Regions from separate parts of the Mus musculus genome. Here region 1 is linked to region 2. The links are chromatin loops, found by intact Hi-C in ENCODE. Cell type or tissue: gastrocnemius. All regions are shown on one strand. Each heading gives the region's core, and the rest is flanking DNA. Links, peaks and the distances in the headings are about the cores only. Region 1 overlaps Atp8a2 (ATPase, aminophospholipid transporter-like, class I, type 8A, member 2). Region 2 holds the start of Shisa2 (shisa family member 2).

Evidence for each region. A loop is a pair of places that touch in the nucleus more often than their neighbours do. Peaks named below come from ENCODE experiments on the same cell type or tissue, not always from the same donor. Only the 100,000 strongest peaks of a DNase experiment are listed, where the experiment ranks them.
Region 1: it touches region 2 in a loop (6-fold over the local background); 2 of 42 quality-filtered maps call a loop at or near these places.

The regions. Positions count from the first base shown.
Region 1 is chr14:59,667,659-59,682,867 of GRCm38, forward strand. The region is part of intron 34 of Atp8a2 (ATPase, aminophospholipid transporter-like, class I, type 8A, member 2); the gene reads right to left. Among named protein-coding and RNA genes, the nearest start is that of Shisa2, 50 kb to the left of the region's middle. In gastrocnemius, for the core only: no CTCF peak of the experiment used is centred there; a DNase peak (open chromatin) is centred at 7,870; H3K4me3 peaks cover 695 bases; H3K27ac peaks cover 4,517 bases.
Region 2 is chr14:59,617,706-59,632,914 of GRCm38, forward strand. Shisa2 (shisa family member 2) reads left to right here and starts at 7,576. Exons shown (of 2, transcript NM_145463.5): 1 at 7,576-8,695; 2 at 11,930-13,955. The coding sequence starts at 8,362. The coding sequence ends at 12,483. It also overlaps the pseudogene Gm18073. In gastrocnemius, for the core only: CTCF peaks have their summits at 7,514 and 7,728; DNase peaks (open chromatin) are centred at 7,605, 8,552, 9,236, 9,688 and 4 more places; H3K4me3 peaks cover 4,548 bases; H3K27ac peaks cover 4,583 bases.

The sequences.
Region 1 (15,209 bases), core at 3,175-11,174, 49 kb after region 2:
TACATGGAATACTGACTCAAAATACCATAACAACACCCCCACTCCCAAAACTAGTCCACACCAGTCAGGACAACATCCTTGTGATGCTGCCAGGTGCCAGGAAACAGGCTTTGTACAGCCTTGTGGAAAAAGTGGGAAGATGGGAAGAGACTGGTAGACTTCTCATGTTGTCTGGCTGGGGATTTTTTAAGCCCCTCACACCCAGAGAGTCATTTGGCCTGGGATCTCTGTTATATGCAACTCAGAGTATATTCCTCTGGCCCAGGAATTATTGCTCCAAACTAATTCTCGATCGCTGGCTTGGGACAGACTCTAAGGAGCCTGGAGGGCAGGGTACAGTATGAAGGCACAGGACCCCATCAAAGTCCAAGAATGGGACTTGACTCTTTTTGCCTTCTGACCTTGAGAGATACTTAGTGATTATTATTTTTATAGGGCTGTTTCTGGATGTTTGTTTATCTACACGGTCAGCTTGGCTGGATTTAGAATCATCTAGAAGACACACCTCTGTGTGTATCAGTGTAGGCATTTCCAGAGAGGTGTAGCTGAGGAAGGAAGACCCATCCTGGGCGTAGGCAGCACTACTCCATGGGTGAGGTTCCCAGGCTGAATAAAAAGGGCATAGGTAGCACTACTCCATGGGTGAGGGTCCCAGGCTGAATAAAAAGGGCATAGGCAGCACTACTCCATGGGTGAGGGTCCCAGGCTGAATAAAAAGGAGAAAGCCAGCTGGGCACCAGCATTTCTCTCTGCCTCCTGGTTGTGGATGCATGGAACCAGCTGCCTCATGTTCCTGCTGCTGCACCTTCCCAGCTATGGTGGACTGTATTCTCAAGCCTCGAGCCAAAATAAACTCCCCCTTGGTTGCTTTAGTTGTTTTTTTTTTTTTTTTTAATAGCAACAAGTAAAGTGATACAGATGTGACTCATAACAGCTGGCTTTTACATTGCCATGTTCTCCATTCTCACGCTGAGCACACATTACTTGTACTAAATGAGCAGCTACTCCTGTTGGCCTTGAATGACAAGCCATTATTTCTCACTATAGCAGTGCTTTGGCCTTTAGTGTGGTCAGACAGGGGACAGCACTCTACAGTCATGTATTTAGCTCTTCTGTGACCAAGGGTAAGACAGTAAATTACCGTTCTCTTTTCTTCTTCAAAAGGCATGAGGTCACTCCAAGAAGACTTTTCTATAATTCAGACTGTCCCAATGAGGGGGAAACTTTCAGATGAAATGTGCTTGTCCTAATATCTTCTGCTTGGGAGAAGACTCCTGGTGGCACATGACTTTGGTTCTACATGGCCACATTGCAAAGTAGAAGGCCAGATTTAGTATTCTCTACTCAAGATTTCTACCTGTAGACATGCCTTATACGCGGAGCTCCCATGACTTACAGAGTAAAGCTTTAACTTTATTCTGTGGACTGGTTTAGCCTTTCTTACTTATCCAGGTTTTCTCTTATTATCTTTCTGGACTCAAAAATGTAGAGCCCAGAAATCTCATCATATGACCTGGGGACATCTACCAAGTCATCCTCTGTAGCTGGAATGTCCCTTCAACCTCATTACCTGGCAAGAAATTGCCATCCACTCTGGGCTGTCCTAGAATTCTCTCCATCACTAAGTGTCTTAGTCAGGGCTAATATTGCAACAATGCAACACCATGATCAAAGCAACTAGGGGAGGAAAGAGTTTATTTGGCTCACATTTTCATAGCTCTGTTTACCATCAAAGAAAGTCAGGACAGGGACTCAAACAGGGCAGGGTCCTGGAGGCAGTCACTCATGGAGAAGCCATAAAGGAGTGATACTTAGTGGTTTGTTCCTTCTGGCTTGCTCAGCCTACTTTCTTATAGAAGCCAGGACCACCAACCCAGGGATGGCACCATCCATAATGGGCTGGGCCCTCCCCCACTGATTACTCAGTAGGAAAATGGCCTCTCTATAGGCTTGCCTGGACTTATGGAGGCATTTTCTCAACTGAGGATCTTTCCTTTAATGACTCTAGCTTGGGTCACATTTACATAAAACTAGCACAGCATGAGAATACTATTAAAACTGGATTTCTATCCGTGGCCTAGTCATCTGTCACCATTACCTCCCTTCTTCACTGCCCAGTTTGATGTCTGACAAACTGTCTGGGTTTGACCCATGGACTTGCTTGTATCGGCACCACACAGAGTAGAACAGAGTCTGGGGTATAGCTCAGTCTGTATGCTCTTGGTGACATTTTGCTGGTTTCTACCCCAGCATCACAATGAAACAAACCCCAAACCAAACAAAATAGAAAAGCAACAACACTTGTGCTTTAAACGAGCAGCAAGAGTGGAAAGTCCACACATGTTCGTTCTTCATCCCAGTTGACTCCTGAAGATTAGGAGGAAACCTGAACAGATGTTGGCCTTTGAGAAGGCATTCTTCAATTGCATGTGGTCCTCACAGGGACATCTCAGAAAGTATGATGCTACAAACCCCGCAGGTATTTGGGGGCAAACTTTTGTAAGGACTACTGTGTGACTGGGTGACGGTTTATGAAGAAAAAAAGCCGTTAAGGGAAAGATTATGGTCTGCCTAGCTGCTTCTGAACACATGCACAAAGGTTCGAAAGATCAAACTGCAAGCACCACCGTAACTCTGCTGTCACTGTTTCCTACTGAAGCTAACATATAGACGACAGAGGAGATCAAAACAGACTGGCAGGAGGTGCATCTGGCAGCCAGAGCCTGCAGCTACTACTGTCCTAGGCTGGTGTGCATCCAGCAGAGGTATAAGAGAACAAGGATTGGAGAACAGGAAACCTGTGCACTCTGCACGCTGCTGCCATGTTCAAGAAGCAAATACGCAGGACAAAGCAATGGCAGGGACAATGGTGCACACTTGATGAAATGCGGTCATGTCCTTTAAAAGTTCACAAAAAGGGGAAGGAACAGAAGAAAATCAGAACGGAGTAAGAACTAGGGACCTAGAGTTCACACAGGAGGATGTCTGCCAGCCTTGTGGAAGAAGAGCCTGGTGCATTCATTTTTCACATGTTAACGTTGTCTGCAGACATTCCGTGCAACAGGGAACAGACAGGTGTCAAATGTCTGAAGGGATGTTTTCATTTCCAAATGCCAAGGAAGCCAAAGTAGACACTCCACACATACACACAAGGGCAGAAGTGCAACCCCAGTGGGCTATATGGCAGCTGCATAGCTGCTGGTTGCAAGAGCAGAGGAGAGAGTGGTGGGAATGAGCGGCTGAAGTATCTCTTTGGGTTACAGATTGAAAGCATATTGGGACTCTATTGTGACATAGTCTTTGTGTGTCAAAAGTTCCAGAGCTCACCTGTAGCTGCTAGTCACAGGACACAATCTTGTCAGGTACCATGGCAACACACAGGTCTAACCAGGCCCAGCTTGCCCCTGGCTTCTGAGTCTCCTCTGCACATTGTGAAACGGAATGTCCACAAATTGAATAAAAGCCAATGGGCTTTGTCCCCAGCTTGTGACGACTCGGACCATTCTCTAGCCCTTGAAAAGAGTTGTGAGGATGGAGAAAAGATGATAACTTAGCCAAGGAGGCCCATGGTGGCTACACAGAGGGGTTTCAACAGAGGCCTGGGCCCATTTCTTTTTTAAAAGGCAAGTGCTTTCTGAATAGGTGAGGGGAAAAATGGGGGCATGAAAGGCCCGAGTGATAGATCAGTGCTTTAAGAAAATAAGACAGCTGCCATTTTAGCAATGCCTTGCTAACTATCTAACATGCCTTCCACTTGGAAACCCTTTGACTGTCTGATGAATGAGCAACAGAAAACAAACGGGAGCTAGAAAGGCCTGAGGCTGCCACGACTGGCTGCCATTTCCAGGAAATTCGATGGGCACATGTACAAGTCTTGCTTGGACTACACCCTTTAATCTAAATACTAATGTATGCTCTGAACTATACGTGTAATTAACATGAAGATAGTCAGGAATGCTTTACTCTCTCTAAAATGAATATTCTTACGAAGTATTTCGAATCTCTTGAGGAATGCCATGCATCTGGATTTGGTGACCGAATTGAAATATGAAGCTAATAGATGCTTTCAGGGTTACATCAGTGTTAGCTGTTCTTTCAACACTAGTTTTTAAATTATAACTTTATATATCTAAAAATATTCAAGCAAAATGAGAACACATGTTTCGTGTAACCCACATCAAATCGGAACATGTTGAAATGCACACACAGGTGCTTTCAGGTTAATGTGCCCCTGTAAGGGCACCAAGCCAGAAGGCTTTATTCTTGGTCTTACAAATAGGGCACAGATGAGAAGGCTTTAATCATGGGCTGCCTTCTTTCCAAAAAAAAAAATTTCTTACAAAAAGTAGCCTTGGTAATTAATCTATTCATTTCCCCCTCAGACAGGGTCTCACCATATAGGCCAGGCTAGCTCCCAACTTGAGTTCCTCTTGCCTCAACCTCTCCGTGGTGGGATTACAGGCTTTAGCCACCATGCCCAGGGAAATGAGATGGTTCTGTTCCGGGCACACACATTGTTCAGCATTTCCTGTCTGCACACATTCACCATTTAGTGCACCATTGACACAATCACTGCTATGTCTGTCTTGAGTTCTGGTACTGACCCATGCATTTTGTTAAGAGATATAAGTTAGACACAGAGGAGTACACACACGAGCTTGTCCCCAGTTGTAAAGTGAGCTATAAGAAGACAAAACTGGATATAAATTGGAATACATCAGGACTTTCCGGTCACCATAGGATTGATTGCCAGGACTCAGCATGCTTCTGCAGAGTCCTGGGAGCTGGAGAGCACTAGGAATGTCACCATCACCTTCCTGTGACAGCTGAAGCAAGAGGATTCTCTGGCCCACCTTGCCTGTGATTAGGCCACGAGACCTGTCCTTCTGAGATCTTTTCCCATGTCGGGGCACAGGATGCTGCACAGAGAAGCCTTGCAGGGGTCTCCCAGGTTGATTTCCATTAGATCAGCCCCGTTTTGGTCTAATCACATGTTGTCATGGTACTATCCATTCCTCACTGACCCTAAGCATGAAGTGTCCCTTCTTCCTAGACCTTTGGCTCCTCATTTCGAGGGGTCTCGTGCCACACACAACTTTGCTAAACAGATTGGATGTGCTGTCCTCTCCTTGGCCTGTGTTTTGCTATAGAGGTGTCAGTTTGTACCTTACAATGAAGAACACTTCCTCCCCTGCTCCACTAAGCTCTACAGCCCTCTTCTCTGCTCAGTCCACCCCTCTGCTCACTTGACTCCCAGCAGCTCCCTCTTCTCTTGCTTCTCACCGAGTTCTTACTCCAGGGCAGCAGGAACTTGCCACTGTCTATTTGGCCACTGTTGCCTGGCACTTCCTCAGTTTTCCATACATGTCTGTTACATGACCCAATAGTGACTGGCCTCATTGTATTAGGGCAACCGGCTGGCCGCACCTACAATGAAGCCAATGTGTTTACTCATTAGCAACTCCCAATTACCACCACCCGAGGTGTACTGAACGAATCCTAATTGCAGAGGGAAGAGAACAAATGCTGAATGAGCATGTTATCAGTGCCAGTGCTGTACCAGAGGGGAGAGACTTAACTGGGGCTCAGTGTGGAGCTGATGACCAAAGCTCTGGTAAGCAGACATGACTGGGTCAAGGCCTACAGAACAGGATGGCCATGAGAGTTGTTTTTAGAGCCAAGAACAGTTTTGTTTGTTTTCCCCGGGGGAGGGTTGGGATGGCATTTAAAATTTTTCTACTTCTATTAATTAAGCATTTGCCTGAAATTCCTATAAAGCAACAGCTAAATGCACTGGATCCTATAGTCTATTTTCCAATGGTAACTCTGACATTCTCTAAGTTTTGGTGGAACCACCAGGCCAATGATGTCATATTCGTCATATTCACTGGTTACTAAGTCAGGCTTTGTCTGGCTTTCCTAGTGCCAGGTGGAAACAGAACTCCCACATCTGTGTCCGAGGCCACACCTGCATACACCCTGTATAGTCTCTTTTCCTCCCACAGTCCAGTGCACCAAAGAGCCTGGAGATTCTCTTGCACATTGTACAGATGATGCTAAACTCTAGGATGCCTTGACTAGGGTTTCCCTGGTCTACCGTCTCAGAGAGGCGGACCCTGGAAATGTAGACTGTTCACTCGGTTTCAGGAGGACCGCAGTTGGTCACCTACCTGGAATGTCTTAGCTCAAGACAGCTTAAAAAGTTGGCGTTGGGAGGAGAAGGGTCAACTAGAAAAGCAAACAATCCCTCAGGACTTAACAGAGCTTGGCAGAGACCTTAGAGTCTCTGAGGAACCAGTTCCCACCTGGAATGTCACTGTTCACAGTATGCGCCCACCACCAAAAGCAGCACGTTTCCTATGGCTGCTCAAATGGCTGAGATAGAACCAACTTATAAGAGGAGGAGGATTCTGGCATCCCTTCAGTACCTGTGAGGGGATTCAGGTCTTCTGTCAGTGCTCTCCAGGGGGGTCAGCAAGCCCGAGCACTGGCTAAGGTTGGTACTAACAGTGTTTAGTAAAAATGATTCTTGAAAGGTAGAAAAAGTGGGCATGAAACGAACTTAACTCATGAATCAAAAATGAATATGCCGGAGTGCTCCTGACACTCAGACCTGAGGCTGGGCTGCAGCGAGCTGCCAGCTGACCCTCAGTCCCACCTCACCAGCACACCGGCTCTCCTCTCTGCTCTGCCCATGCATTCCCTAAGGTCTGTAGTCTCTCTGTGGCAGGGAGCAGCTGAACTTCAGACGGGGCGCCTCATCAGCTAGCACATCCTTCCCAGAGAACAAGAAGGCTTTGGCTTGCCTCAGTAATCAGTATCAACCAGTGTTTAAACTTGTTTAAAATTATTAAACATTAGCCTATCAAAGGAAAGGCTGTGGGGATTTAACACCCATAAAGTCACAGAGAATTGATTATTTTTCCGTTGACAGGGGCAGCCCAGGGGTTCCCTAAACGCTAATGATGTGTTTTCCTTCCCTGAGTGTTTACTCTCCTCCTCTTTCCTTCCTGTGCCCGGGACGCAGGTCTCAGCAATCCCCCAGTGGGTAATCCAGTCAGGCCTTCTGCAATTTCCTGGACCATTTACTCCCTTTGTCTCACTGATGCCTTTCCTCACCTGTGTGTGTCAGCCCTGCTAGAGACTGGGCAGCTATGGCCTGCCTGCCAGCCTGGTTCCCTTCTGCCCTTGTTTTTCTAAGAACGCTCCCTTTTGTGTCGGCCTCACTGGTGGTTTCCCTTCTCCCAGAATGAATCACATTTATTAATTTCTTTCGCAGACCATACCGGAGCCCATAAAGGCAGTTCTGTCTGGAAGTCATCTGTATCAAGACAGCTGATAGGTCCATTAACTCTTTCCACTCCATTCTGAATTCTTCAATCCTGCCTGCCTTGGGGAGTTGGGGGTGGTTTCTATGCTTGCTTCATGACCCCACCCCCTGCAAGTAGGAACTGAGAAGGCAACACACAGCCTTCGTTCCATTACTTCAAGTTCTCACACAACCAGGGCAGGCTTGCCTGCGTTGAGCCTTTCCCTTAGATGTTTCAGGCAGGGAGGCATCCCAGTCTGGCTCCTGGGGCTCCCACAGCCTTCTGAGCACTGCAGTGAGAATGAAATTATAAATGGAGGCACTGGAGAGACGCGTTACCCTGGCCATGGGCTAAGAACCTGGTCTAAGATGGTCCGTGTTTCCCTCTCTTTTTGGTGGACAATACTGGGCAGAGGGGAGGCCTCCCCTCTGAGGTTTGGGTCTCTTGGCCACAGTGCTATCATAACAAGATGGGACTGCAATGCCTAAGTCCCGTTAAAAATAACTTCTGCAGCTGGGCAGAGACTTGAGCAGTCTTAATGTGGTCCTTGCCTCCGTTCCAGTATAAACCAGCTGGCCCTGCAAAGGGCAGTGAGGGCCAAGGCCATCTGGAAAGTCTATTTACAAAGCAAGTATGTTATTGGCACTGAGGAACAATCACCAACAATTAGATGTGACCAGAGACCATGGCATCGTACCATTCATATTTAATAACAGCACTGTGCACACTGTAAGAGGTGTCAGAGCACAGGCTATGCTTTTTGGAGATAACCCTGGAGTGTGTAAGTCCAAACAGTGCTGATGTCTATAATCTGCTTTATAGGATTCGGCAACCTGAAATCTTGGGCCAAACAGGGCTAAACACAGCAACTCTGGCAAAACCTTGGGACTTGTTGGATCTGTGATTCGGGTCCATGGGGGCCCTCTGTTATATAGACGCTCTGCATTAACATTTGAGTGATTTCTTTTTCTTTTTTTCTTTTTGAAAAACAGGGTCCTTCTAAGTTCCCTAAGTGTCTGGCCACCCCTTCCGGAGTTCAAGCTCTCTTCTCTCCTCTCAGTCTCTGAACCTCAGAGATTACAGGTGCGTCTGACAATGACCACCACCATAACCACAGCAGAATGTGTTAATTTCAGGGAAGCCCAAGCTGCCAGGATCACAGTAGAGAAAGACCAAACCTATGTGTAATGTCCATGAGCATTTGTTTCCAAGGCTTTGTGTGGGACAAATGGCAGGGGCTGGTGGGGACACTGTATTTCAGGTGAGCACTAGGATAGTCTGGAGTGTTAGGGAACAGCTTGTGTGGGCTCAGCTTCTTCTGTGTAAGAGGAGCTCCTGGAGGCAGTGACCCAAAGGAAAACTGTCACTGGATGCAACCTTCTCACAAACCTCAGTCTATGCACTGGGGGTGTGGCTCCGTGGCATCTCACCTGCCTAGCATGTGTGTGGCTCTGGGGTTATTAGCACCACACAAAACAACGCCTCATTCTGGATGCCTCCACTATGGTATGCCTAGGCTTCAGCTACACTGACCCAAAAGGAAACAGAGTTCCCGCTGTGTCCATACCCTTTGCTAAGGAAAACCCCACAGCCTTTGAAAAGAGCCAGTTAAGGATGGCCAGCAGAGATAGATTGTCTTCTAGGGCAGAGGATGAAGTGAGAGCTTGTACTCTCTGAATATCTACATATGCTGTGGGTTTTTTCTATTTCATCCTCAAAACGGATTTGTGAGTGGAAAAGGGGACGTTCAGAGAAGTTAGTAACCCATTAGCTAAGGCTGCACAGCTAAATGAGTGGCAGGGCCCGGAGCCTCATTCCGTCCTGTCTGTCTCGCAACTGCTCTCCTTGCTCTGCTTCATGACACAGTCGTGGAAAAAATGCAGCTGGAAGGCAAATCAATCTCACCCAGGTGCTGGAGGCAGACACTTGCCACCTGGCATGGAGAGGTTTGCTGAAATGATGCCATAATTTCCTACCCTTTTGGCCAATAAAAAACTAATAGTCATTTTAGGAAAAAATGTGGATGGGGTAGGGGAGGAAATAAAGAGAAGATGGAGGTACATGATGCCAACAGCCATAACTCTGAGAAAATACAACCCCCCCCCCCCCTGGAGCTGATGTAAATCCAATACTGAAAACCCCGACATGGATGTTGATGTCTCACGGGAAAGGCTCCATTCCAACACCACAAGGCAGCCATGTCAAGACCAAACACTTGAACCATTATTGTGGCTTTATTTACTTACTTATTTGGGGTGTTAGGGTTGGAGCTCAGGGACCCTCATGAGAGTCAAGAGCCCTACCCCTGAGCCACACCCCAACCCTTAAATACTCATTTAAAGATGCAAGAATTCCTGTTTGATGACCACAATGTATGAGGTGTCTGAGTTGAAATTTTGGGACGATTTGGTTGTATTGGGAATATATATATATATTTATATATGTACACACACACACATGGAGTCATTGGTTTTAAAAGTAGCATTGGGAGAGAGCATGCTACCTTACCTGGTGACTTTGTAAATCCTGGGAAGGCTGCAGGTGCTGGCCCCTCTCCTTTAGCAGAGAGCACTGTGCTAAGGTTCCTTTGTCTTGGGCAGTATCTGTCCTGTGCTTCCCACCCCCCTCCACCAGTGGGGCTTGTCAACATACATCCAGGTTGTCCTTGGGGCTGGAAGGGAGAGCTCAGGCTTTGCAGCACCCCGCTGGGATCAGATTCCCTCCTGAGGTCACTCTATGAGAGTCCCCAGAGCCGCGCATCAATGTTCTCAGAGAACACAAAACCGGAGGGAGACACTCGATCGCTGGCAGAAGACTCAAGGCCAGACAGGCTGCTATCTTTTCTCAAGCCCAGCCGGCCTCAGGTCAGGGAAAGCACTTACATGAAAGAGAATCTGAGTTTTCCTGGGAAGCCAGAGGCAGCAACCAGAACTGCTTGTCCTTGAAACTGGAGACAGCCAGCATGGCCACCTGCCCTCTTCCTCTCCCCCTCCTCCAACCAACTGTGCTGAACAGAGAGAAGGATCTCTAATGAAACAAGAGTCTCCTTGTTGTTCATCAGACTAAGACAGCGTCACTTCTACACCCTCTCCTCCATTAGTCAGCCGATTTCTTGCCATATGGAAAACAACATGGCAGAACTCACTCTATCCTCTCTATCCTACACCAAGGAAGAGAGAAACGCTAGAGGACAGTTCGTCTGTTAGCATACATGCTGGTTTTGGACATTTGTTTGTTATCTCTCTAAAAAGTAAGTAGTCATAGTAGATTTTCTTCTACCAGAAAAAAAAATCTTGAGTTAGACTCTAGACTAAAGAATGGAAAGTACTAAAATTTTGAAGGAGTTCTTTCCTTTGGGTCATTCTTTTTTTTTTGGGGGGGGGCGTTTCGAGACAGGGTTTCTCTGTATAGCCCTGGCTGTCCTGGAACTCACTCTGCAGACCAGGCTGGCCTTCTACTTGCTGCATTTAAAGATCCATGCTCCTAACCTAGAGTGAGTTGCATGATTTTGTTTCATTGCATGTGTGCACATCTAGATGAACACGTGTTCCCGTGTGTGCTTGCCACACATAAGGTCAGCCTTTCCTTTTCTTTTTTGTCCAATGTGTCATTGGGGGATTGCTCACCAGAGATGGTGTGGGGACCCACTGTCTTCAAAAGGGTCCCATCCTTTGCTTTCCTCCCTTCTGATTGTCCCAGGTTTGCTGCGGGCCATCTGCCCACTAGATAATAGAGGCATGCTGTTCTCTTCAGGATGCAGAGTCATCCACTTGACCTCCTGCGAGCTGCCTCATCCCTGGTCTTTGATGAGTTTGGTTTGCTTCTTTCACATCTGCTTGGATTCTGGACACCTCTGTGCTGGGAGGGTCCAGGGGGAATGGGTAGAGGGTGGAACTCAGCCTTCCTTCTGGAGATCGTCTAGAGTCTAGAATCTAGACTCTGGCTAAGGCTGATCACATCACCCTTCCATCTCCATTCCTTCATTCCTTCTTCCTACCCATTTGACTGTCAGTTCACCTAACCCATGCCACACGTGTGTATGTGTGCGTGTGCGTGTGCATGTGTGTGTGTGTGTGTGTGTGTATGTGTATGTGTGTGTGTGTGTGTGTGTGTGTGTGTGTGTGTGTGTGTGTGTGTGTGATTGGCTCATAGAGGAAGTTCCATAAATATTAGTTGACTGAAGACCTGGATATACAAAAGTCCAACTCAGTGAGGTGGCAGAGAGGAAATGAAGGTAACCTGGTGTCTGGTTTGGTGGCTCATCTCAGAGGTGGCCACAGAAACAGAAACAAGGATGCTGCATTTTCCAAGGAAAACCCGTTTCTCTTACAGGTTAAGGATAGGGGAGTTGGAGAGATGGCTCAGTACCCACCCACATCAATCTGCTGACAGCCAAGTGTAGCTCCAAGCTCCAGGTGATCTGACACCCTCTCCTGGAATCTGTAGAAACCTAAATTTGTGGACTTACGTGCATTCAAGCTTAGACACACACACACACACACACACACACACACACACACACACACACACACACACATTATTTAAAAATAACAAAAACAATTTTTTTTTTTTTGGTTTTTCGAGGCAGGGTTTCTCTGTATAGCCCTGGCTGTCCTAGAACTCACTCTGTAGACCAGGCTGGCCTCGAACTCAGAAATCCACCTGCCTCTGCCTACTGAGTGCAGGGATTAAAGGTGTATGCTGTTGAGGTTAGTCTTTTGCTGTATGTGTAATGTTAAGTATGGGCCCCAAGGCCTGCCTGGTTGCCTCAGAAACGAGTCAGAATACAGATCCAAGTGATGCTATGTGACCTTGCCCCCAAGTTTTCTGATTGGTAAATAAAGATGCCGATAGGTAATAGCTGGGCAGAAGAGACATAGGGGGGTTTTAGGGTTCCTGGGCCTGGGTGGGGGTGGTCAGAGGAGAAGCATGAAGGAGAGGAGAAGGTAAGGAGGAAGAAAAGGTCGAATACAGATCCAAGTGATGCTATGTGACCTTGCCCCCAAGTTTTCTGATTGGTAAATAAAGATGCCGATAGGTAATAGCTGGGCAGAAGAGACATAGGGGGGTTTTAGGGTTCCTGGGCCTGGGTGGGGGTGGTCAGAGGAGAAGCATGAAGGAGAGGAGAAGGTAAGGAGGAAGAAAAGGTCACCATGGATTAGGAGTCTAGAAACCATGGCCCCGAGGGTTGGCCAATTGGAGTTAAGAGTAGCCCAGATGAAACATAGTAATAACTCAATTATCAATAGGAGAGCAGATTCTAAAAACATAGAGGGTAGGTGTCTGCTCTGCTCGTGGGCTGCTCAAGCTTAATATAAATAGAAAGGTTGTGTGTGTCTTTTATCTGGTTTGAGATTAAAAATGTTTACAACAGTGTGCTACCCAGGAGATGTTTAAAACTTATATTCATGGGCTGGAAAGAGGGTTCAGCAGTAAGAGCACTGGCTGCTCTTCCAGAGGACCCAGGTTCCATTCCCAGCACTTACATGGCAGCTCACAGGGTAGGTAAAACATCAATGCACATAAAATACAAGTAAAGAAATAAAGGAACACTTAAAAAAAATCCCTTATATTCATGAGGCTTAGGGAGGAAGCTCTAGGATAGAGGCTTGCCTTGTGTGCCCAAGGTTCTGGTTGTTCCTCATTGCCACAGAAAGGTGGCTGCGGTGTATAATGTAGTGGTACATGTCCGTCTTCCTACCACTAGACAGACAGGAAGATATACTTTAAAGGTGAGATTTTTTTTGTCTGTTGGTTTTTTTGTTTTTGTTTTTTTTTTTTTTGTTTTTTGTTTTTTGAGACAGGGTTTCTCTGTGTAGCCCTGGATGTCCTGGAACTTACTCTGTAGACCAGGCTGGCCTCGAACTCAGAAATCCGCCTGCCTCTGCCTTCCAAGTGCTGGGATTAAAGGCGTGCACCACCATGCCTGGCTCTAAAGGTGAGATTTTAAGACAAGAAAAGTCTTGGAGAAGTGAGAAGGGAAAGGGTCCAAACCCTCTCATCAGCAAGGAAGCAAGAATTCCAGGAGTTGGTTAACAACTACTGAAGGCGTCTCTCTTCCCCACAGTAAAGCTGCAATTTTCTAGGAATCTTACCAGAAACACAATTTACAGGGGAAGAATACGTACTGCTCCCCTTGTGCAGTCTTAGTGGCTGCTGGTTTTACTTTAACAGATTATACATCAATCCAAGGCACCCATGACTACCTTATAACTGATCTTATCAAGAGAGTAAGGGGTATGTGTGTCCTAAAACCCTTGAAATGGAATCAGAGCCCCCCAAGTGGCATATATGAATAATTCTTTTTTTGTTTTTGTTTTTTGGGTTTTGTTTGTTTGTTTCGAGACAGAGTTTCTCTGTGTAGCCCTGGCTGTCCTGGAACTCACTCTGCAGACCAGGCTGGCCTCGAACTCAGAAATCCACCTGCTTCTGCCTCCTGAGTGCTGGGACTAAAGGTGTGTGCCACCAACACCCGGCATGACTAATTCTAAGATACTTAATTGCATGACTCTATTGAGGAGGCCATACCTAAATTTGGGTATGCTTTAATCTCCTCCCACTTTCCCTTGAGCAGCAGAGACCTGCTCATGGGGATGATTTTCTGAGTGTCTCTTTCTCCTAATCATCATGCCTGAGCCTATATTAAAATGTCTTCAATAAAAACCTCCAACTCTTCTTTATACTGGCTCGGCCTGAGATTCTTTTCGGAGTGGAAGCCACAAATCTAGGTTTAGCCGGAGTCAAGGTCCCTTAGTTTAGGGGGAACTCTTCTGGCTGCTGAGGATGATGTCACGAAGCTGTGTTTCTGTCCCCCACCCCACTCCCAGCCCCTGTGGACAAATCCAAGGGCTTTGTGTAGCTCAGAGGTGTAGCATAGGCAAGCCCCTGAATTCAGTTCCTAGCACAGCACAGAAGACAAAACAAATGGAAACAAAAAGCTCCCCATCTTTCTATGAAGAGAGACTCCTGTGGTCTTTCCAGGCTAACAGTCCACAGCCCATCATACTGTGAGTCTGTGGCCAAACTCACAGCTGATACTTGGATACTTTGCACCCTCCTAATGGCTCAGTCTGTCTATGTCATCTCATAAACCGTCCTCCTCCCCTCAAAGCATTAGCTGTCTACAACAGATGAAGAGACGGTGTTACTGCATTCCCAGATTGCCCAAGGGCGCGTGGTTAAGGGCTCAGCCAGAGTTCACACAGACTCCAGATCAGGGAAAGTGCTTGCCCTGCAAATTAGAGGTAGGGGAAAGACTGCCTGGTACATGTTCACTGCTACTGTCCTCCCAGGTCCTTTATACCCTAAGCTTTTCCCCAGCCCACCTTCAGCATGAAAGCCTTTTAGGATGGCCCCAGCCAGATGGTCCTTTGATGGTCTGTGCTGCCAAGTCCGGGCTGCATGAAGAACTTTACAGGCCGCATGAAGCCTCTGCCCAGAAAGCACAAAGATGTATCCTAGTGTATGGAATGCTCTCCTCTGCTGTGTCTCAGTAGAACTGACAACTGTGCTGTGAGACTCTCATTATTACTTAGAAATTACTTATGCTTGTCTAGCAATCTCATGGAGGCTTGAGAATCTGTGATCTAGAAGAGGGCCCAAATTCTTTTTAGGATGACAAACTTGTATTTATCACATTTTTGTGCATTTTATCTTTGTGGAATATCTCTCAATCTCAATTTTCCTGAGTTCCCCAATCCAACTTTTGCAGCCCATGAATATGACTTTTTCAGGTCACAAAGAATACGGTAGGCCACTGGAAATCTAACAGGTGCTAAGCACTGTGTCAAAACTGTCTGACATCTAAAAGGATCTACCATCTAGTCACGATGTTAAATTTATCTGTTTGTTTTGGGTTTTTTCCAATGTTGGGATGAAGTCCAGGGTCTTGGGCACGCT
Region 2 (15,209 bases), core at 4,340-12,339:
GTGCTGTTGACATAAGCAGGCCATGAGGACACCATCACCTCAGGCCCATGGGAAAATGGCGAAGACTCATGCCGTCCCCCTCCTTGCCTGGGGGTGGATTCAGTGAGGCCCATAGGGATGTTAAGCCTTTCTCTGGTCCAAGTGCGAATGCTGACAATGAGAGAAGGTATGTTACCCCTGGGTATTTATGGCCTGAAGACAGCTCTCCTACAGACCCTACTCCTACTGAGATTAGCTAAATTTGCTTCCATGATCCATGGGCATACCATAAACCCTGCCTCTTTGTTTACCTGAATATAGTAACCCACCTCCATATTCAGCTATACGCAACAAGCCCACCTCTCTGTTCAGTTGCAGAGCTTCTGGGTGGCTGGTGTTTCTCCATGACAGAGCCTAGGGCACCTGATCCCAGCCTTTTCTGGGTCTGGATGTCTTTTCCTTTTCACTCAGGCCTTGTCCTGGACCCACACTGAACAAGGTGAGTTCCTTTTCCTCATAGACTTTCATTGCAAATGTCTCTCACATGCTGTAAGAGAAAATTCTTAGCACGGATCTGTTTATGAAAGAAAGGGCAATATAGATCCATTGCAGATACTAGCCAGGAAGTGCAGACCACCAGGATAGGTTCCTGAAGTCCCCAGCAGCAGGGGTAAGCAGCGGGTGAAAACGTGTCCACCTGAATACGGACACCGGGGAGTCTTCTTAATAAAGAAAACTTGGAAATTCCTAAAGGTATACAAGGGGCTCCTCACTGGATATAGGTAAGGGATAAGATTATAAGAAGCAGGGAGAGTTTAGAGATGGTGAGTAGGCCACCAAGAGAACTACTTGCTGCTTCTGAAGGGACTGAGCCTAACGGGTCAAGACTGGACTCAATGGTTTAACTCATCTTTGAGGATGGGATATAATATTTTGTTCTTCTCTGGCCTATAACTGATCATCCTTGACCTTTCCCTCACCCTGGGCAAGCTACTTGAAGTTAAAAATAGAGACCTTACAGTTTTTCTGTCATCATATGTTCAAATCTGTTGCTATGGGAACTACAGGATGAGAGTCTTAGAGCCCACACCCACAGTGACACACCTACTCCAACAGGGTCACATCTTCTAATAGTGCCACTTCCTGGGCTGAGCATGGGAACTCCAGGCAGGCATGGTGCAGGAGGAGCTAAGAGTTCTACATCTGAAGGCTGCTAGCAGAATACTGGCTTCCAGGCAGTACAGTCATTCCCACTTTATCAGTTCAGTTAACCTGGGCCAACCGCAATCTGAAAATATTAAGTGCTAAATTCCAGAAACAGCTCACATTTTAAGTTGCATACCTGTCTTAGTTAGGGTTTTACTGCTGTGAACAGACACCATGACCAAGGCAAGTCTAAATAAAGAACAATATTTAGCTGGGGTTGGCTTACAGGTTCAGAGGTTCAGTCCATTATTATCAAAGCAGGAGCATGGCAGCATCCAGGCAGGCATGGTGCAGGAGGAGCTGAGAGTTTTACATCTGAAGGCTGCTAGCAGAATACTGGCTTCCAGGCAGCTAGGATGAGAGTCTTAGAGCCCACACCCACAGTGACACACCTACTCCAACAGGGTCACATCTTCTAATAGTGCCACTTTCTGGGCTGAGCATATACAAACCATCACAATACCTTTCTGAGTAAAACGATAAAATCTTCACAGCCCAGAACTGGAAGCTTAGATGCTTGTCTGTTAGATCCACATGGTCCACTCTACAAGACCATCCTTCATTTCATGCCCGTCTAGGCTACCAGGTTAATGGCTGTGGTATCATTGTGTCACATTCAAATAATTGTTCTTTTACTTAGTAGTGACCCTAATGCATAAGAGTGGTTGGTGATCCTGGGAGTTTCAATAATCTGTATATATTTTATCATCAGTTATTGTATATCTCTTGTTGTACCTGATTTGTTAATTACACCAACATAAGTATCCATGCTGGGTCTGAACTCTCACCCATGAAGCTGATGCTATCTGCAGGTAGATGATGTGAGAATTGAATAGAATCAGAGGTCAGACACCTGGTTGGTCAGTTGCTGGCCTGTTCTCTGCTTCATATCGGAAGGCAAAGTTACCACATATCTGAAAGTTCAGAAGTCTTTTGTGTTGGGAGAATCTAGGAGAAACTTTCCCCCCACATATCCTCAGAGTAGATAAAGTATACACACATAAAGCCTGCCACCAGTGACATTCAGTACCTTCCCAATGTGTGTGACGGTCACCACCACTTATTCTAAGAAACTTTGAAACTCCAGACCCATCATGCAGTCATTTCCTCTTAGGTCCTCTCAGCATCTGATAACCACAAACCTATCTTCCCTGTCTTTGGATTTTTCTTTTATAGCCATTGCCTATAACGCATTGATTTTAACCTCCCTAAAGCTGCGACCCTCATGTTGTGATGAGCCCAACCATAAAATTATTTTTGTTGCTACTTCATAATTTTACTGATGTTATGAATTGTAATGTAAATATTTGTTGTATTCCACTGGTCTTGGGTGACCCCAAAAGAGTCTGAACCCATAGGTTGAGAACCTCTGCCAGAAGTAGCCTCCTATAGTACATGATCTTTGCATTGTCTTTCGTCAGCACAATGTTTTCAAGGCCCATCCTTGTTGCAGCATGTACTCAGACTTTATCCTTGTGTAGGTAAAGCTTACTGTAATTGTATGGATCCAGGACATTTGTTCATCCTTTCTCCAGCGAGCAGACAGTTATTTCCAGCCTTAGGCTATTGTGGACAGCGGTGTTTGAATATCAATGCAGAAGTTTATGCATGGACATAGGCTTCCAACTCTTTGAACTATATATACATGAGTCTCTGGGATGGTAGGGCCACATAGCCCTTCCTGACTTAACTTTTAAGGAACTGTTAAACTGCTTTGTACAATGGCTAGGCCACATTTCGTTCCACTAGCAATGTTTACAGATATCGGTTTCTCCATATGCTTACAAGCACTATTTTTCTTCCTTTTATCAACACTAGTTCCGTTCTAGGATTAATGAGGTTTGATTACGGCAACTAATGACTAGTGACAAAAAAAATGAACATCCTTCCATATGATTGGTCCTTAATTGGTAAGGGAGCTGTTCAAATCTTTTGTAAATTGAGTTATTTTTCTTTTTGTTCTTGAGTTGTTGAATGTTTATGTTATGGGTGCTAGACTCATTATATATGATTTGCAAATCTTTATATGCATGTGTGTGTGTTTAGGCCTGAAGTTGATATTGGATGTTCTCTTTGATCACATTCTACTTTATATATTGAGATAGGGTCTCTCCTTACACACATAGCTTGAAAATCCTGTGGTTTGTCTCCCAAGCTCTGGGATTGTGAGTAGCCAGTGGAGCTGCTGGGGTTACAGTCTGGTGCAGCAGTGGGTTTTAAGGAGCTAAGTTCTGGCCGTCATGCTTGCATAACAACTGCTCTACCCACTGAGCAATCTTCCCAACCCCGTTGCAATCATTTTTGCATACTTGCTGATCTTTCCTTCTTGTACAAAAACAAAAGTCTTGGATGCCTTCTAACCCAATATTTCCAAAGAGAAATTATGAAACAGTAAACATCCAATGGGGGTTAGATAAAACAGTGGAGCAAGATATAGAGTTAAAGTAGTAAAAATAATAATGAGGAGGAGGAGAAGGAGAAAATTTTTTAAAATGTAAATTAACATAATTGTTTAATTTGAATTCATATTGGATAACACAAATACTTAAGCATAAAAGAATATTTAGTGGAACAAATGTGAAATTTGCAATACTGCTCCTGTTCTCTAAAAAAGGTGGGGAACATGACCCAACGTGAAACTACTCGTTAGCAGACTACTGCCGGGTGTGTGGCCAGAAAGAAACTTCTGGTCTCTCACAGAAAAGCATGGTGGAGCTTGCAGCTTTTCTGACTGCCAGCACCTGAAATGTGATTACCTCTGTATGATTTATATCAACTCCGGGTCGCGAAGCTAAGACTAGTCATAATTAATTCATTAGCTTTACAGTACTGGTGATCAACCCCAGATCTTGTACTTGCTAGGCAAGTGAGCTCACGGAGGTACAGCCCATCTGCAGTCGTCCATTTGTTTAGGTGTATGGTCTTCAACAGGTACTAGTGAAATGTCAGAAGTTCCCTTTCTTTCTTCTCTCTGTCTCTGTCTCTCTTGAGAGTATGGGCTCAGGAACATATATAACCTTCCTTCCTTCCTTCCTTCCTTCCTTCCTTCCTTCCTTCCTTCCTTCCTTCCTCCTTTCCTTCCTTCCTTCCTTCCTTCCTTCCTTCCTTCCTTCCTCCCTCCCTCCCTCCCTCCCTCCCTCCCTCCCTCCCTCCCTCTCCCCCTCTCTTTCATGTTAATTTTGCTTTATTAGTCATCTGGAAAAGACAGCCCGTACAGGGAAGTGTTCATTTAATCCTCTTCCTCTTCATCCCCAGCTCAAGCACCACCCTGGCCTTTTTTGGTGTTCTCCTTCTTCCCACTTCCCAGGTAGCCATCACCATTAAAGACAACGGAGAGAGAAGTCAGTACTTCTGGGAGTCCAGACCAACCAAGAGGAATGCAATGTTCACCACTTACTTTCTGACCCTGATATGACAGTGGTGCATGAGCACACAGGCATGGTGAACAGATTCGCCCGGGACCAACTTAAGGACCTGGGTCTGCAGCCACCTCTCCAAGAAATAATTCCTCAATCTGAAGAAGTCCCAAACTGTAGTCCAGCTTCATCGTGGCTTCCTCTTGCCCTCACCCAGAACCCAGTGTGAACAAGTTGCCTCAGCAGAACTTTGCCTTCGGAGAGACTCCATAGGTCCTTCTCGTTCAACAGCAGCCCCCAGAAGGCTTTGGGAATCTTGGTCAGAGTAAATTTGATGCTCCACACCTCACGTTTGTTCAAGAGCCCCATACTCTCAAAACAACTTAAGTTCCTGCTCGAGATGTGACTTCTCAAAGGATCCTCATAGACTAATCATTGACTATTTGGGAAAGAAACAAGAACGTGTCCTTAAACCACAGTACTACCAAACCATCTGACCGATTCAGTGTGAAATGGTCAACAATTTCTTTATAAACCCTGGATAAACCATGGGTGTTTTGGAGACTCGTATAAATGGAAAGGAAAGGGAGTATGGAGCAAGTGCTGTCTGCACTAAGTACAAATACCTTGCATCAAACACAACAACTAAGAAACATACTTAAAGTAGGAACCCACTTGCAGAAGACTGAAGTAAGTTTCCCAGCATTCAAAGGAACAGCTCACAACTGCCTGTAATTTCAGTTTCAGTAGATCCTGTGGCCTCTTCTGGCCTCTGAAATTCACACATGTTACATACTCACTCACAGACAAACATGCCTACACATAATTAAAAACAAAATAAATTTTAGAAAAGTATTAACCCCCAGAATACCAGGTAAATCAATTTCTACTGACACTGGGAATGGTGACCAGTGGATTGGTAAATGGGCTTTGGGGTCAGGCAACAAGTGAGTGGTTCCAGGAAAATTGACACCCTCTGTCCACCTGGGCTGGGAAATTTGTCCCTACCAATAAAATGAGCAAAGTAATGTCTTCCTTATGGGTGGCTGTGAAGATTAAATATGCTGAGAGATGCTCAGTACAGGATATCAGCCACCACAGGAACATGGCTGCCTAGAATATAATAAGAATATAGTAAGTGTTCAGAAAATGGTAGCTAACCATAGTCACCATCCATTACATGATTCCACCCATCAATCCTTGGCCTCTTAGGGCTTAAATCTAAACACTAGTGTTTGATATTTTTCTCTCCTTTCCTCTCAGCCTAATGTCACCCTGTGTGTTTTAACTGGCCCTGTAAAGGGTCAGAGAGCTGGATCAGTCAGTAAAGGCTGGGTTATTCAAGCATGAGGACCTGAGTTCGAATCCCCAGCACCTATAGAAAAGCTAAGTGTGGTGGCTTTGGCCTGTATCCTATCATGGGGTGGGATGGGGGCACACACAGGCAAACTTATAAGCCTGCCAGTCTAGTTAACTTGGTAAACTCCAGGTTCAGTGAGATACCATGTCTCAATAAGGAAAATAATTGAGAAAGAGGCCTGACATCAGTCAACCTCTGGCCGCCACACGCATGCTCATATATGTAGACATACATGCACATACAAACACCTACATACCCACCGCTCACACACGCATTGGCTCTGCACAACGCTGCTTATAGATCGTTGTATCATTTTTACTTGCTTGATTCCGTTCCAGTCCAACTGCTCTGTTAATTCAGAAACATTAGTCTGCTTGAGTTTGTGACCACACCCATCTGATCTCTGATGCTAATCAGGGTTGGGCCTAGTTAGTTTGTGGGTTGGAGACCACCCTGCTTGAGGGAAACGGTTCGAGGAGCCAAGGTGAATCCCCAGAACTCGATTCGGAATGTGCTTATGAAATGAATGCTTCTTCAATGTTGGAGTTTTGTTCATTTCTTAGCTTATAGGGGTTGATGTTTGGCGCATTTAAAATATGTCTTTTCAAGACTGGAGTGGAGCTCTGTGGTAAAGCATTTCCTTCCCAGGCCACGCTCTGGGGTTCCGTGCAAGGGTCCCTTAAATGACAAGAATAAGGTGTTTTGTTGGGCACAGGCACAGAAGGAAGAGTTTTCTCTGTGAATATTTTCTGGGATGAGTGGAAGGCTTAATTCTCAATGTTTTAGGTAAGGGTTGCACTAAGAGCCCTACAGTGGTTTAACTCAAAAATGTCTTTGCTATGGACAAAATTGCCTTGTATTCTTGTTACAGCCAGTTCTCCATTAGATACACAAAGAAACAGCCCGGAAACACGTGATGGTTCCTCCTTCAGGGGCTGGGTTTAGCATTCACATGGAATGACTCCAGCTGAGAAAGACGCAGTAGGTCCTTTAAAAATACTCATCGTTACTTTAATAGCATCAGCACCTGCTCAGCTGCTTCAAGAGTGAAGCTATTCGTTTCTTCTCAGAATGTCTGGCGTCTGAACCCTTGCCTTCTTCCTGGCTGCAGCTGTCTAAGCCAAGGAGGTCAAGTGTCACACGGAGGCACCTTTCTGCCGGACGCCAACAATCACCACACCAAATTAGGGAGGGGAAAAGAAAACTAATAAAATAATATAGTTAATTTAGTCAGTGACCCTATTGACTTTCTTGCTGACCTCTTTACTGTGCAGTGCCATGGCACCGGGAGGCCAGGCACCACAGCTCAGATAGGGTTTGTGTTCGTCCTGGGCCTGGAGGTTGAAAGCTGAGCAAGACAAGTCTATCTGAGTGATGACTGAGTCCTCTGTAACATGGAAAGTAAGAATTATTCTTTGGAGAGTTGTCAGAGTAACTCGGAATGTTGGACGTCGAAGATCCGCACTAAACTTACTTCTGCTATCCTTGTTTTAACTGGCTTCCAAGGCGTGGCTGACTTAAAACGTGTTTTCCCACTTGTCTGTTCTGTTCACCCGCACCGCTGCCTGGCCACTGCCACACCTTTGGTGAAGGAAAGTGAAGGGCTACGAGTGTCCCCTGGCGGAGGGAAAGCCCTCTCGGCACGCATGCGCGCAGGGGAGCCTCCAGCCCCTCTTTAAGTGAGGAGCGCGGTGCGCAGCCGGGCAGTCGGAGCTGGCTCGCAGCCTTGCCAGGCGAGCGTGGGGTGTCCGCGCGCTCCTCTGCTCCCATAGCCCGAGGGACTGAAACTTCCGTGGGCGGCTCCCACCGGAGCGCACTGCCGGGGGCGCACCAGCGACAGGGAGAAAGGAGACCAGACGCGGGCTGCAGTAGGAGCCGGGGAGGGCAGCCCGCTGGCCCGGCGCCCAACAGCAGCCGCGCGGCCGCCGCCAGCCGGGCGGGCTCCGGGACTGCAGGGGAGGTGCGGGCACTCGCAGCGTCCCGAGCGGTGGCCGGAGCCATGAGGACCGAGCACAGAGTGGCGGAGGCAGAGCGCAGCCGGCCGCTGCTGCACTTGCCGCCGGGAGCACTGCGCGCACTGCCCGCCTCCTTCGCTGCTTCTCGCAGGGGAAGTGAATAGAGGGGGAAAGCAGCCACCAGCTCCGGACTCTGATGCTGAAACGCTCCAGCCGCGGCCTGGCTCCTGGTCGGCAGCGAGGCGTCCCCTCGAGGATGCCCAAAGAAGGTCGGATCACAAGCCAAGCTTTCAGAAACGTTTCTTCTGTGATGCCCCTGTGAAGGCCGAACCTAGCAGGGACGTGGTCACTCGCAAGGAGGGATGACTTAGACCCTGGCTCTGCAGCCTGGGCTTCGCCTCAGAGGGGAGTGTTCCTCACGGAAAGCCCCAGGGATCGCCGAACCATAACTTCTTGGGGGAGATCTGTGACCTCTAGAGACATCACCGGTGCCCAGGGCAGTGCCATGTGGGGCGGACGCTGCTCACCTTCCACCTCTTCCAGGCACCGCGCGTCGCTGCTGCAGCTGCTGCTGGCCGCGCTGCTGGCGGCGGGGGCGCGGGCCAGCGGCGAGTACTGCCACGGCTGGCTGGACGCGCAGGGCGTCTGGCGCATCGGCTTCCAGTGCCCCGAGCGCTTCGACGGCGGCGACGCCACCATCTGCTGCGGCAGCTGCGCGCTGCGCTACTGCTGCTCCAGCGCCGAGGCGCGCCTAGACCAGGGCGGCTGCGACAACGACCGCCAGCAGGGCGTAGGGGAGCCTGGCCGGACAGACCGAGAAGGCCCAGACAGCTCGGCAGGTAGGCGAGCAGCAGCCAGGTGCAAAGAGGGAGCGGGAGGGCGGTTGCTTTGCCTGGGCAAGAAGGACCAGGAAGCCTGGAGATTTTAGGAAAGGGCCGGGGAGCAGAAACCTGAGTTTTTTGTTTTTGTTTGGGGGTTGTTTTTGTTTTTGTTTTGTTTTGTTTCCCCTACTCATTAACTTTGTATGAAGTGGGGCAAAAAACCTCGAGAAAAAACACGTTGCTTCTGTTCATGGTCCGTGCCTTCCTTTCCCTTCGTCCCATTTCCACTGGGCTTAATCTTGGGAATAGTCAAGAAAATGACAAGGGTGCACCCCTCTGGAGAAGGCTTGTCCAGGGTTCTCCTCCAAGGGTCCTCAGACGGAGGGCAGTTCTGGGGGACAGCAGACGACTTCCCGTGGGTGACGCACCTTTTCACATCTCAGGGATCCCTTCTCTCCCGCAGGAGCCAGTGCACAGCTCCCTGTGACCACCTAGGCCTCTGGGAATCTGGATTGGCCTCCTTAGGCTGACTTGATAGACGTGCCACTGGAACGGAGCCCAACTTTGCTCATTGAGACTTTTGACTATTTCTTAATAGACAAAGCCAGATTTTGAAAGTAAGCCTGTCAAATAATTTAGTAGATGGCATTTCCTTAAGGAGAGGCTGCCAAATTGAGTCTCTCTCTGTGCGTGTGTGTGTGTGTGTGTGTGTGTGTGTGTGTGTGTGTGTGTGTGTGTGTGAATGAGTGCTACAGGCACATACATAGGTTTGGAGCTGCCTGCGCTTTGGCACAGGTGGTTTCTGCTTTATAGAGCAGTCTCCAGCCCAGCAGCTCTTTGCAGTGCAGTTAAGCGTTTTCTTAGTTTGCTCTTCCTGCTGCTGTTGCACTGACTTCAGTCTGAAAGGAGGAGAACTGAGGGTCGTTCTGGAGAAGGCACCATCTGAACTGCAGCTCAGTTTGCGGAGTGTGTGGTCTGGGAACAAAGCCTAGAGAAAAGAGCCAAATGGCTACAATAAGGTGTCTGTTCAATTGGGCTTGTTAATAACTTCTAAAAGTCGGGATGGAGTTGGCTAAGGCTGGAGGCAGCGGCCTTCTCACACTGTGGATGCTGGCCATGGCTGCCCTTCACTCCACTCCTAAATCTTTAAGTCTCCCGGTTCTCTCACAGCCCTTCTGCAATGAAGGACGAATTGCCCAATTAAGCCTGCGGGGGCTTGTGGTAGCACTGCATTCTTTACCCCTGTGTAGTTATTTACACTTCCAATTAAGAATCCTGGAAAGAGAACAGTTATTTCTCCCCCAAACTCATTATGTGGGCTGAGACTGATTTCAGCTGGATTTTGCTATCATATTGGAGGTAAAACTTCTCTGTGGGTTTTTGTTTGTTTGTTTGTTTGTTTGTTTGCCATTTATAACATGAGGGAGCTGGTATCTTAATTTAGGGAATGAGATATTTTTACTGTGTGTAGGAAAGGGCTTGGCTCTCACTGCTTGGACGGGGCCTCCAGTGCTGGTGTAATGAGAATGGTACAGCTGTGGGAGCCAGCTGGGCTGCAGATGGCAGCAAGCCTTCTGGTCTGCGGAACGGACCCTGAGTACAGAAGTGGCTCTGCTCAGCAGTTTATTTCTCTGTGATTCTGTGTGCTATGTGAATGGGGACGCCTACTCCCAGGATAGAGTCTGCAAAAGCCATTCGCAGATCTGACCTTTGAGGTCTGGGCTCCGTGTTGCCCCATCGGAAATGCTGGCAACTGTGCCTCACCAAGACTGGTGAGACCCATGAACCCCTGTTCAGATGGAGTCCTTAGGGAGGGCTGGGCTTGGCTCAGTGGTGACATGGTTCCTTAGCATCTGGGAGGACTCTGTCCAGGTCAGTTCCCCACACCTCACACCCACTCCCACACCTGCTGAAAAAGAAACCTAGTTGGGAACTCACCAGAAAATGCAGCAGTTTCTTGACTGTAGGGAGACTTCCACAGAAGTGGTCCAGAGGCTTCCTGCAGGCTCCTCCTGTCTGCTTAGGTCCTGAGCATGCTGCCCCGCGTTCCTGCCTTGCCTATGGCTCCCATGATTTAAACAATTCTGTTATTTATTTTTAAAAGATAATATATAATTATATATAATATATAAAGTCTCACTTTATAGCCTAGGCTGGCCCAGTAGCTCACTATGTAGTCTAGACTGGCCTTGAACTCCAAGACAATTTTCTTGTTTCTGGCTTTCCAAAGGTTAAAGCTGAGAGTCACACCATGCAAAGTTCCTGAAAGGTTTTTTTTTTGTTTTGTTTTGTTTTTTTGTTTTAAAGAAAATAACTTTAAAGTGAAGTTCATTACTCTGCTAGTTTTACTCACAACCCTTTATTGTTATTTTATGGTTTTATTTTTCAGAATAACTTAATACCCACCGGCTCTTGCCAGCCTTCCTTTTCCCCCACTCACCCTCAGCCTCTGGTAACAACTTTTGTGTTATGCACTTTTATTAAGCATGGTTTTTTGTTTTGTTTTGTTTTTTGTATGTTTGTTTGTTTGTTTGTTTTAGATCTGTGCACTTTTTTTACTACTATATATTTTTTTTAACTTTTATCCATTTTGTGTGTGTGTGCACAGCGTGTGCTGTGGCGTGTCTGTGGAGGTCAGAAGACAACTTGGAGATGTTCTCTGTCCTCCGTCTGGGTTCTGAAGATTGAACTCCGTTCATTATTATGCTTGGTGGCAGGAGCCTTTTTCTGCTGAGCTGTCACCCTGGCCCATTGTTTGTCTTTTGATTGTTTTTCCCCTTCCACGTCTTATTTCTTATTTGGAAATGACAAAGGTTCAGAGTCTTACCTAAGTTATTTGTTTTTTATGGTTTTTTTTTTTTTTCTGCCTGTAAGAAAAGAAACTTGTTTAAAATCCTGGCAAGAAGAAGCCAAGGAATGTGTAAAGTCATTCATATTTAGAGCCGGTGCCCTGCTAGGGAAGACTTACATTTCTTTAGGCCATTCAGTTATTGTAGGATCACCTAGATCTAGCCTGTACTGTGACAGCTTGGACATGAGCCTCTGGTATTGTATTAGGGGACTCTAAGTGGGATTATGACGTTTAGCTTCCAGGGGCCTTGCCATACCTGTGAGCCTTGGCAGCGTTCCAAAGCACTCGGGCACGGAAGATGCACCTTGGGCACTTCTGGCCTGACGGAGCTGGCCCGGCCTTTGCTGGTCGCCGTGTCCAGGGATTCTGATGGGAAACCTAATGCTGTGTTCTCTCTGCAGTCCCCATCTACGTGCCGTTCCTCATCGTTGGCTCAGTGTTCGTTGCCTTCATCATCCTCGGGTCTCTCGTTGCCGCATGCTGTTGCCGATGTCTACGTCCAAAGCAGGATCCCCAGCAGAGCAGAGCCCCAGGGGCCAACCGCCTGATGGAGACCATCCCCATGATTCCCAGTGCCAGCACTTCCAGGGGCTCATCCTCTCGTCAGTCCAGCACCGCTGCCAGCTCCAGTTCCAGTGCGAACTCGGGGGCCCGGGCTCCCCCGACGAGATCACAGACCAATTGCTGCTTGCCCGAGGGAACCATGAACAATGTGTATGTCAACATGCCCACAAATTTCTCAGTACTCAACTGTCAGCAGGCCACCCAGATCGTACCCCACCAAGGGCAGTACCTGCATACTCCATATGTAGGCTATGCCGTACAGCATGACTCTGTGCCCATGACGCCAGTGCCTCCGTTCATGGATGGCCTGCAGCCTGGCTACAGACCAGTGCAGCCCCCCTTTGCTCACACTAACAGTGAGCAGAAGATGTTCCCTGCAGTGACTGTATAGCCTGCACGGCACAGATTAGACTCCTTTACGAGACTGAACAACATGGGGCCTGATTCTTGCACCACAAGTCTGCTCAAGTTGGTGGTGTACCCGCCGATGCGCTTCCGGATGACGTCATTCACCTCTAACCTATAAGGGGACATCTCCACAGCAGCGTGTCTGTGTGTGTCTCCAGATGCAAAATTGAAAGCCACAGCCCCTGGAGTTGCCACCTGTGTCCTCAAGCGTGTGACAAAAGCTTGAGCCCCTTAAGTGCCCTTGAGGTGTGGCTGCCAGAGTCAGGGGTTGAAGGATGTCTTTATTCCTTTCTGTTTCAGCGGCGGGCACAGGAGAATGCCCATTACCGCCCCTTTACCTGGGCTTTTTTAAAATCAGTGTTCAAGGCTGAAAGGAGATGTAAATTATATAATTATTATGAAAAGAAGCGATCTTGAACTCCGACCCTAGTCATGAGCCTCAATCATCAGAGGCATGTCTTAATTTCATTGTAAAAGATATAGTCTGTCTATTTTTATGCTTTTGGGGGAGGGGAGGCTATTATGTGCTTTTGTTGATAACCATGTGTAGAGATCTTAAGTGATTTTTCTACAGTACAGAAATTGAAAGAAAATGTCCATTTCTAAGGAAGACATTCAACATTCTGGGGGTGGAGTGGCATTGAAGCCATTCCTCTCCTTTTGATGGTGTCTTTTTATTTCCTGGCTCTACAGAAGAAGCAATTGGATGTGGTTTTTGTTTTGTTTGTTTGTTTGTTTGTTTTCCATTGAAAACATGAGCTGTCATCTGCTGCTCTCCAAGTTACTTTCAACTTTGCCTCATGATACAGCCTGGTGGTTCATTTGTTCTGCCCAGTTTTGGGATCCCCTTGTCTAAATAGTCCCAAGGGCAGGAAATTATCAATGGGCCGATGAAGATCAGTAAAAAAACAACTGTACTGAGGAGATGCTCAGATAGGTTGTCCGCTGTCACTGGGACATGAGGTGGCACTTAAACCTCAAACGTGAACCACTTTGCAAATCAGAAGGCTTTTTTATGCTCTTGTTATCAGATGGTTTATTTTTCCAGCAGCAGGAGCTATGAAATCCAGAGAAAAGCTCCCCAGGGAGACATGGCATCCCTTTTCTCCTCAGCCTTCAACAAGCTCTGTGTTCACTGCCAAGGTTTTAATTTATCAAATTCAACTGAATTTGTACATTGGTTACTTATGGAAAAAGTTTAAATACATTGTAAGTGAATTTTCAACTGCTAGCAAAGCCAAAATTTGTTAAATAACTGTGAAGTTTGGTGTTTTATACCATCCTACCCACAGCGTCTTCTTCTTGCCTTCTGTCATCTGTTTCTCATCTCATGATGACAGCGATAATGTTACATTATCAATGGCAATTGGTACCAACAGATAAGAATCAAAGATTTTAATAACCAAAGCAGGAGAAAATCATTTTAAATTTTTAATAAATATTTTATGGTGTGAATTCTTCGGGGAATGCTTATTTTGTGATTAGTCATTGTTAATAGAACACAGAATCATAACTGCTGTTTCTGGGGCCATGAGCCTTGCTTACACAATACCTGGTACCAGGGAAGGACAGGCATATCTGTGGCAAAACTTGACACTCAAAAGCAGGGTTTTTTTTCCTTTGGGAATCTTCTTTTCTCACGGTAATGCTTAGGAGCTGATCAACTGACCCAAAACAACCACACAACCACAGTTGGTACTTCACAAACACTTGAGTAAGGCTGTGTGTGTGTGTGTGTGTGTGTGTGTGTGTGTGTAGGCACATGTGTAAAATGGCACATCTGTAGGGGCCAGAGGACTTGTGGGAGTCTGTTCTCTCCTTCCACCATGTGAGTCCCAAGAATCAAACTCTGTTATATTAGGCTTAGCAACAAGCACCTTTACGCACTGAGCCATTTTGCCATCCCCAAACCTGATTTATAAATACTGAGATCTGAATTCCATGAAATTTCAATGTCACAAAATAGTTTTTACCCCATCGCTTCCCCCACAACCATCTCAAAGGGTAAAATCCAGCTTGAGCACTAGCTATACAAAGCCAGGCGACAAGCCAGGGAGCTGTGGTCAGCCAGTTCTTTATCTGACACCAGGACCTTGCTTGATGCAGGTTGGCCTCTGCATTTCTGAAGCGGTGGATGGCGCTTAGGGGAGATCATTTGATTTCTTCCCTTTTCTGTGTGGTGAAAACTAAGTTCTAGTAAATGAAATGGGAGGTCTCATCCAATGATGCTCCTGAGCCTTTCCGAGGATGACATCACTAGAAGCAATTGTAGAGCTTTTAGATTTTGGGAGCTAGCTAGCAACGTGGAAGTACAAATACCTAGTTCCAGCATGCCTTTCTTGCTCTTTTGGGAATTTAAAAAATTTGAACTTCTGTGGTGTAATTTGCACTCATTTGAAACATCTTACAGTCTGTCTAAAAAGTGGGGTCATTTACTGATGGAAAAATAGTCACATTTTCTCCAGTGTTTAAGCTGATAGCTTTGACTCATGTGGAGAGCTGGGGAGCCTCCAGATTTCAGGTGATCTCTTCAAGGAAGAAAAAACTAACCGGCTCCTGTGTTGAAAAGTGTGAGCTGAGCATGGTGGCTCACATTTGTAATCTCAGCACTTTGGAAGCGGTGGTAGGGGGATGGCCGTGAGTTCAAGGTCAGCCTGGTTCAGAATGACTTCCGCACAAACAAATTTGATCTGGGCCTGGTGGCCCATC